Linked DNA regions of Homo sapiens: region 1 is linked to region 2. The links are chromatin loops, found by intact Hi-C in ENCODE. Cell type or tissue: ovary. All regions are shown on one strand. Each heading gives the region's core, and the rest is flanking DNA. Links, peaks and the distances in the headings are about the cores only. Region 1 overlaps ALDH1A2-AS1 (ALDH1A2 antisense RNA 1). Region 2 has its middle 150 kb from the start of POLR2M.

Evidence for each region. A loop is a pair of places that touch in the nucleus more often than their neighbours do. Peaks named below come from ENCODE experiments on the same cell type or tissue, not always from the same donor. Only the 100,000 strongest peaks of a DNase experiment are listed, where the experiment ranks them.
Region 1: it touches region 2 in a loop (3-fold over the local background); 88 of 110 quality-filtered maps call a loop at or near these places.

The regions. Positions count from the first base shown.
Region 1 is chr15:58,069,030-58,073,429 of GRCh38, reverse strand. ALDH1A2-AS1 (ALDH1A2 antisense RNA 1) reads right to left here. Exons shown (of 3, transcript NR_147215.1): 3 at 725-2,622. Among named protein-coding and RNA genes, the nearest start is that of ALDH1A2, 5.5 kb to the right of the region's middle. In ovary, for the core only: a CTCF peak has its summit at 2,415 (motif pointing right); a DNase peak (open chromatin) is centred at 2,419.
Region 2 is chr15:57,852,656-57,857,055 of GRCh38, reverse strand. No RefSeq gene overlaps it. Among named protein-coding and RNA genes, the nearest start is that of POLR2M, 150 kb to the right of the region's middle. In ovary, for the core only: no CTCF peak of the experiment used is centred there; no DNase peak of the experiment used is centred there.

The sequences.
Region 1 (4,400 bases), core at 256-4,255, 220 kb before region 2:
TAGAACAGACTCTTTCCTTTCTTCAGAGCAGAAAAGTTTCAGTCATTTCAACTGGCAGGCAGATGTTGCCCTAGTGCTGCCTCCATATTCATTAGCCCATAATGAATCTATTAATTGAATATGTAAGTTTGGCTAATTAGATGTAAGACATTACTTCAGATTTAAAGGGTAATAATAAAAAATTTAAACTGCAACACCAGATCAAGCATTTAAGAGTTGATAAATGTGAACTGGAAAGTGCACAATTCCAATATAAATTAGCTAATTGCCTCTGCTAATTTAGGTGAAATACATTAGCAGAAAGGTCAATCCATTTGAGGCTGGATGTGTTTTTCAAATACTAAATTAAAAACAGCAAATCAAAGAGCACTACGAAGTGGAAAGGCACAGAATCCATCTGCCCAATCCAGAGGTTTAGAGTGGATTCAAGTAATCCCACATGGTTAACCTTCTGGGGGTTAAATAGTGGTTCTCAAACCAGGCTGTGCCTTACTAGACATCAGAAAGTTTGTTTAAAATATCAATCCCTTAAGCTCCCTCTTAAACTTATTGAAATCTCTGGAGGCGCGACCAGGCATCCGTATTTTGTAAAGCTCCCTAAATTACAATTGGAACCTGGTTTGAAAACCACCGGTCTATTCCATGACTGTCTGATCCCCTGACTAAACAACAGTAGGTGGCAACACCTCTCTACAGTAGGTGTGTATGCACTAGAAACATGACATAGTGTTATATATAATGCTTTTAATGGAAAAAAAATAAGCTGCCCTTGTTTTCACCTCTATTATCTCTTCTGGCTAGGTCTATACCAAAGGGTATTATACTTGAGATCATATAACTCGAATTTGGGAAGTGGGAGGTAATCTCAGCTCCAAGTATTTGCTTTTAGAAATTCCAGTTTTACAAATTGCTAATTTGGTAGATACCGTCAGTTACCTTTACACTAAAAAATGTCAAAGAAGTTCTTTGTTGGGCTATGTTCTGGAAAATATTCTCTTCATCTTTTGTGACACATGTTCTTCGGAGCACTTAGAAGATTATAAATGCCCATGGGAGGCCCCCCCAAAAATATTTGTGCGTGGGTTGTGTGTGGGTTGTGAATGGGCTGTCCCCTTTTAGACATCCTCTTTCACTCTCATTGTACACTGGATATTCTGACTTCTTTCCTGTCTCATGTGAATATTTTCACAGATTTGGTTACTGTCATTCCACCCTCACTGTGAATTTGAGGGTAGGGATGTGCCACAAACTTCCGTTGGGTTCTTCATAGACTCTTTGTCAATGCTTGGCACATAGTATATGCTCAATGAATATTTGTTCAATTGAACTTAGATGACTGACAGAGAAAAAAAATCCAGGTTTAGGAACTGCAGTCAGGAAAACACAGATGCTCTGAAAGTGGGGTTATACAGCCTGAAGCAAGACCGCTCCTTGCCATTTGGTGGTAGATGTCCAAATTGGGTACCTATTCCAGCCCTAAATGCCTCCCAGTTTTACTCTATGCCTTTCACACAGCAAACCGTTTGGTTGAGACAAAAGAGGCTGCCATGCCTCCTCTGTTGTCAGGACGTCTAAAGTGTTCCTCGTTATCTTTTCAGTGGCCCATTTCAGCATGTAAAAAGAGAGAGACAGTTCACTTAGCCTCATTTTCTAATGAATATAAATACAGATCCCTGCCCCGAATAGTGCCAAAGTTCATGTGAGAATTCCTTATGTCCAAAGATCCTGTGAGTTGAGTGGCTGTATAAGCGCAGATGCACTTGGGGAGGAAGCTTAGGAATCGGAGGGTCCTATGTTAAGTATTAGGCTGATGCCAAAGTAACTGAGGCCTTTGCCACTACTTTTAAATGGCAAAACTCGCAATTACTTTTGCACCAACCTAATAATAACAGGAGTTATTTGTAGAATTGACGGATTTTAGAAGGGTAAAAGGAAAAAGGAAAGCTAAGAAATGTGAAATAAAGAAAAAAGCAGACAACTTAGTTACACGCCAAGTCCTTAACTGAGCGAGAAGAGAAATAAATTCTGGAATCTGTCTATTAATAATTCTTCCTCACCCACAAGATAAAAACAGTAGCTTCCAATCTGAGACACACTCATGCAACTTCCTCTGTGACAGAGTGCTCTGAACACTATGTGAGTGGGACCATAGTGTTCTCAGTATTGCACTTTCTACGGTAAATTTGGCTAAGAAACACTTTTGTTCTTTTCCTGTAAGTCAAAAGAAAGTCCTCCTAAACTAACTAAAATCTAAAATTTGTCTGACTCTAGGAGATTTTTTTTCTCCAGACAAATTCAAATTAAATGATAACATCTCTTAAGGATTTCTCACCAGTATCAGATAAAAATACATTGAATCCAAGCTATTTGAATGGACAATACTCAGTTGCACATACACACCATCAACTGCAGGGGGCGCCAATGCCTTTTCCCTCAGGCCCTTCAGAAAAGGCGGTGCAGCTGGAATTTTAATTTCTTCCTGTCTGTTAAGTGTGATTATTGATGAAGTACTGCGCTCATCCCAGTACCCAAATTGAAGCTTCTCGAACATATACGAAATGGAACTGGGCCTTACAACAAAGGCAAATCTAGTTCCCATGTTTAAAATAGTCTCCGGGGTCCCTGAAAAGTAGAGGGTATATTTTAAAAGAAAAGAACTGTGTTTTGTATCAAAACATAGTTTTTTGAGTCATAACCAATTAGGACTCTACTCCCTGCAACTCCAAATACCTCTTCTCATAGAATATAGTGACCAGAGGCCATATCAAGAAATGAGGAACTTAATATCTAGAGAATTTTTATGGTTAATAAATACCACAGTCTCAGCCTCTTTTCTTCTGGATGTTAGAAGGAAAAGGATAATTAAATGAGAGTTTAGATCTCACATAAAAAGTTAATATACAGGTTAAATAAAAATATAAGTGGATTTATTTTATAGAAGTTTTCATAATGGGTCCCAAATACTTCATTAAGCATTTCTGGATAAAAATATGTAAAGCTCTTTATAAGCTTTTGTTAATAAATTAAATACCATTTCTCTATAAATATATTTTGCATTAAGCTTTCCTGTTAGAGTTTTCAGGAAACATTTCAAATAAAGTGGCCAGGCATATCCCATTTGAGATGAATGAGATCATTAGGAAACACTTATATCTGAAATAAGCACTGAGATCATTCTGCATACAACCTGAGGGCCCTAATTTTTTAAATATTTCAAACAATGTGCCTCTTTCAAATCATTAGATGTAGAGACATTTAAGGAACTGATTCAATTAGCCCAGAAGAGGGGAATGCTATAATGTGTGATTTATTTTTGAAGATAAATTAAAATGCAAGTGTATCTGTTAGGAAAGGTAGGCTGTCATCATGGTTAGTAATGGGAACAGGAAAGCAATTAAGCAGGGCCACCTGAGGCTGAAACAGCCCCTAAACATAGAAACTTGACATTCAAGCTGGACATTCGGTTACTGTCAAAATCAAGTGCATCTTCTTTGAGAGGGATCTTTGAGCTGCATTTAGTTCCCTTCATTGATTTCTAAAGACTAGTTCTCAACTTAACAAATACTTTCCTCCCCTTAACTGCAGCTAACAAGAAACCTAAACTGTTATGGTTTCATAACTTAAAGTCAAACTTCACATAAAGCTGATGCCTTAAAATTACAGCTTTGCATTCTATTATTTAGGTGAGGAAATATGAGGCAAGAATTTATTTTTCTCCTCTGCAACTCCAGGATATTGGCTCCACCAGGCCTAATAAATTGTTTTCATAAGGAAATAAATACAGCATGCTGCAGCTTAGGTTCCCTTATGCAAGGGGTTTCAAACAAGATGTATCCTAAGCAATAAATAATTACAGAATGGGGGGGGTGGGAGGAGAAACACTGTAAAGGTGGGAAAAAAACAGTTTCTTAGCCAAATTGGGGGGAAAAGGCTGAAATTCAAATTGTTAGAAATCTGAAGGTAGTTGACTGTCTTTTTATTTTTAGAGACAGGGTCTCACTCCATCACCCAGGCTGGAGTGCAGTAGCGTGATCATAGCTCACCATAACCTTGAACTCCTGCTTCAAGCGATTCTCCTCTTTCAGCCTCCTGAGTAGCTAGGGCTATAGGAATGCACCACCACGCCTGGATACTTTTTTTTTTTTTTTGGTAGAGGCAGGGTCTTGCTATGTTGTCCAGACTGGTCTTGAACTCCTAGCCTCAAGCAATCCTCCCACCTTGGCCTAATTACGGGTGTAAACCACCGCATCTGGCCAAAGACTGTCTTCTTAACTATTGTGAAATCTGTAGAGGATATGAGAAAACACTAAAACTAGATGATAAAAGAAAGAGAAGAGGAAATAAGAATGTGAGAAGAGGTGTTAAGGCAGCCTTGGAAGTAATAGCCTTGTAAATCTTAC
Region 2 (4,400 bases), core at 335-4,334:
GGGATAAGAACTATTTGCATAGTAGAGCTGCAGCCTTCAACCACAGATTCCGCGTGTCAGGTTAAGGTAGCTGACTACATTTTTGAGTTCATTTTCTTTGCAGGCTGGTTAATACGCCACGTCAGAGTTCAGCAGCATCCTTCAATGCCAGACCAAGGCATTCCCTCCCCCACCTATTACTAACCACTACATTAAACATTTGTATATGAAGCCAACAGGCCCCTTTTCCTCAAGGCACAAGATTATACTTACAGCCATGGCCCCGGGCAGGGCAGGGCAATGCAGTGGCCTTAAACTTGAAACTAAAATCAGCATACTCTATCCAAGGGTTTCAACTTTGGCCCCATGCCTGGATGGGGAGGTCAGCCACTTACTAGCCACGTAACTTTGGACAAGTTACTTAGTCCCCTGTGAGTCTCTGTTTTCTATATGAAAATGGGAAATAGGAGATTAAAAGGGCAGGAGTGTAAAGCAAAAATCAAGAGACTGCCTCATTGAAGATGCTCAGTTTAGACTGCCCTTTGTGCACCATCACCCCACCTCGGATGTTTGTCCTCATACCTGATCTCTCTCCCTATCTCGCTGTCATGCAATGCAGTAGACCCTCCTCCACCCCACCACACCCCACAGACATGCCTTTGTGGGACTGGTGGTATTTTGTCCCATTGGCAATGTTAGAGGTCTCATCTCATCCCATTAATAAGCAGCCTGATGGCATTTCTTCATCACCTCTCTCCAAAAAGCTTCTGCCATCAATGTCTGGATGAAAACTCACCTGAAAAATAAAGTGCTGCAATGTTGAGGGCCCCATATATGTAGGACAGTGAACACAAATGTGGATGAAGGAGAAAACTTTCCATCAAAATTCCCAACCCAACAAAAAGACGAGGACATGCATGAATGTGCTGTGTAGGCCAGGGGTAAAGACCACAGGCTTCAGACTCAGACTGGCTGGTATGATGCTTGGCTCTGCCACTTGCTTGGTGTGAGCATTTGGACCACTTGATAACACCTCTGTACATTCATTTCCTCCTCTGAAAAATGGGGCAAAATCAAATTATATTTAAATGACCTAATACAAGTCCTTAGCTCCATTTCTGGAAGCTAGTATTCAGTTGGTGCAAAGTTATTATGGTCTTTGCTACTAAAAGTAATGACCAAAACCATGACTACTTTTGCACTAACCTAATAACCGAAGATAGCTGTTATTATAATGATAATACTATTACTGATAACTAAAATTACACAGTATCTCAGTTCAGGCTGCTACCACCAAATACCTTAGACTCGGTAATTTATCAACAATAGAAATGTATTGCTAACAGTTCTGGAGGCTGGGAAATCCAAGATCCAGGTGCCAACAGATTCAGTGTCTGGTGAGAGCTCACCTTCTGCCCCAACTTGTTGCTGTATCCTCACGGGGTGGAAGAGGCAAACAAAATCCTCAAGCTACTTTTATAAGGGCACTAAGAGCGTCCTTAAAAAATCTACAAGGGTGATTATGTCACCTCCCCTAGGCCTCATCTCTTAACACCATCATCTTGGGGGTTAGGTTTCAATGTCTGAATTTGGGAGTGCAAAGATTCAGACCATAGCACACTGTATATGTGGTAAGAGTATAAACAAAATGCCACCTAATTGTGGAGGCTTAATTCTCCCTAGACAGGGCAAGAGCAAGAAGTGGCCCAAAAAAATTTAGAAACAAAGTGGGCCTTGATTTGGGTTTGGAAGGAGGAGGAGAGCTTGGCCAGGTGGAGAAGGTAACAGCATTGAAGGCAGAGGAGGCTCAATGCTGTGACCCTGGACTGCATGTTGGCTCAGTGTTCTCCCAGTGTGATGGATGAGGCTGGAGGGCAGACAGGCAGATTCAGAAGGACCCAAAGACCTGCAGTGCCATGCTAAGAAGACAGCGATTAAAATATTACCCCAAACTAGAGTGTTTGCTTACTATTTGCTAGAATAGAGGCCAGCAATTATACAAACTGAAGGGAAGGCCAAGGTTGCACATGCTAAACACAGACATTGAGGCAGACTTTGGAAAGTGCTTTGTCATAATAAATATTAATGTTGCCTGTTGGCCCACATGGGAATAACCCCTAAGAAAACAAGCCATCTTTGGGGGCTCAGTCAGGGATACATAGCCTCAGAAGCCAAGGAATGCAACACTTAATCCTGAATCAAAGGAGCCAATCATTTGCAAAAAAAAAAAAAAAAATAGATCTCTACATTTTTAAGTTAAAAAAAAATTTGTAAAGCCCTCAACAGATTATCAAGAGGTTTCAGCATGTGTAAGCACAAATGTGTAATGTGAAAGTTCTTTTACTTAAATAAATAGTTGGAGAATTTTCCCAAAATGATCTCTGGTTGGGAGAAGGTTGGATTTTTTCTTCTTTTTCTATTTTGCAGCTGCAGCAAAATAACTTAAAAAAAAAAAAAAAAAAAAAAAAAGATACTGTGGCCAGCCAACTTCCTTTCCAAACATTTGGTCCTGAGTAGCTCCTGCAAAGAATAGTCAAGTGTAATAGACATGTAGGAATGTGGCAATCCATTTGCTTTATTTCTCCAAAATTATTGCTGATTGCAGGTTTGGGGGAAGGGATGCTTGGGAGACATTAGCTGCTCTGTTTCCTTTGGTCTAGGAATGCATTTCTAGGACTTTGTATCTTTCTCTGCTGAGCAGTTCATTCAGGGTCTTCCTCTTGCCCTGAAGGTTTGATGGTCAGAGGAAATACTCAAGGCATATTTCTGCCCTTTTGTAACAACAGCAATCATATATCATGTGCAGCAGGTCAGGGGATCTTCACCTGGAATAAAAACACAAACTAGCCAGAGGTGGAATCACCATTATGTTTTAATCAGTTTCTTTAAATGAATGATTCAGAAATTAAGCAACAATGTGCCGATAAAACATTGTTATATAGGTAGAAATCAAAAAGTAATGAAATAAGATGTATATGTACTGACATAAAAGGATGTCAAAAATAGATTATGAGAAAAGTGCCAAAAAATATGTTTAATGTAATCCTAATTTTATGATTCACAAGAGAAACAAAAAACTGTCTAGGTTCGGTTAGGAAGGAGGAGATGTCTGGAATTCTATATGGTATATTATAGACCAAATTCCACTGTGGTTATTCTTCTAGAGAATAAGAAGGGACATGAAGGAAAGAAGGAATCTTTTTTTTTTTTTTTTTTTAACACAAATAAGTATTCTTTTAGAAGTTAAAAAATAAAAACACAATGGAGTAAAAAAATAAATTTCATATTTTTATTCAATTTTGGGGGGATCCTCTATGAAGTGTCTCTAAACATCACACGGTATTATCTTCCTCAATCAACAGTCATATTGTTCCACATGAGTAATTAAAATGGTTTCCCGGAATGCAAGTAGGAAGAGATCTGGGATGTTCTAGGTTGTACTTTCTCAGTTCCTTCAGTGCTTTGTCACTGCTTTTGGCTCAGAATGTTTTTCTGAGCCAATGACCTCTTTATTTAGCATTTTTAGCAAATCTACCTGTTCATGGGACCAGATGCTTCAAGGCTACTGGGAACTTACATAAAGTTATTACCATTCTTCCTGTACACTAAACAACTCAGCATCAGAGGTGCAGGCTGGGCTGGGAGTTTAGTTATTTCCTTTATCAATCTCTAGAACATAAACACTTATGAAGTGGCTGACAAGTCTGATGTTCATATCCACAATATCACCCAGCACCCAGAACAATGAGCTAGAAGCATTTTGGCTCTTTGTTTGAAGACAATTCTCACTAGTTGAAACAAATAACAAAAAATTATCCTAGTCATCTCCAACTGCTGTAACAAATTATTAGGTGACTTAAACAACAAACATTTATTTCTCATAGTTCTGGAGGCTGGGAAGTTCAAGATCAAGGTGCTAGCAGACCTGGTGTCTGGTAAGAGCTCTCTTCCTCATTTGTAGATAGCCACCTTCTTGCTGTGTCCTCACATGGTGGAGAAGGAAATCATCTCTCTTGTGTCTCTTCTTAGAAGGGCGTTAATCCCATTCATGAGGGCTCCATCCTCATGACCTAATCACCTCCCAAAGGCACCACCCCCTAATACATCACATTAGAAAATAGGACTTCAATATGAATTTGGGGGGACCCAAGCATTTGGTCCATAGCAGAAATTTATTGGAAAGATAACAGAAAAAAATAAAACTGAGCTACCAGGCTTTGAAGAGATATTTGCAGTACCGTTTCTGGGTATTTAGGTACTGCAACACAAGGACTGTTTCTTCAGGAATAAATTGGCTTAGCCAATTGCCATCTTTATGTCATTTCTTCTGGAAAAGACTTGGAGGAGCCCAGCTTAGTCTTCATGTTCACTCTATGGCTAAGAGTAGAATAACCCCTCGAAAGAAATCAAGGTGCTATCCG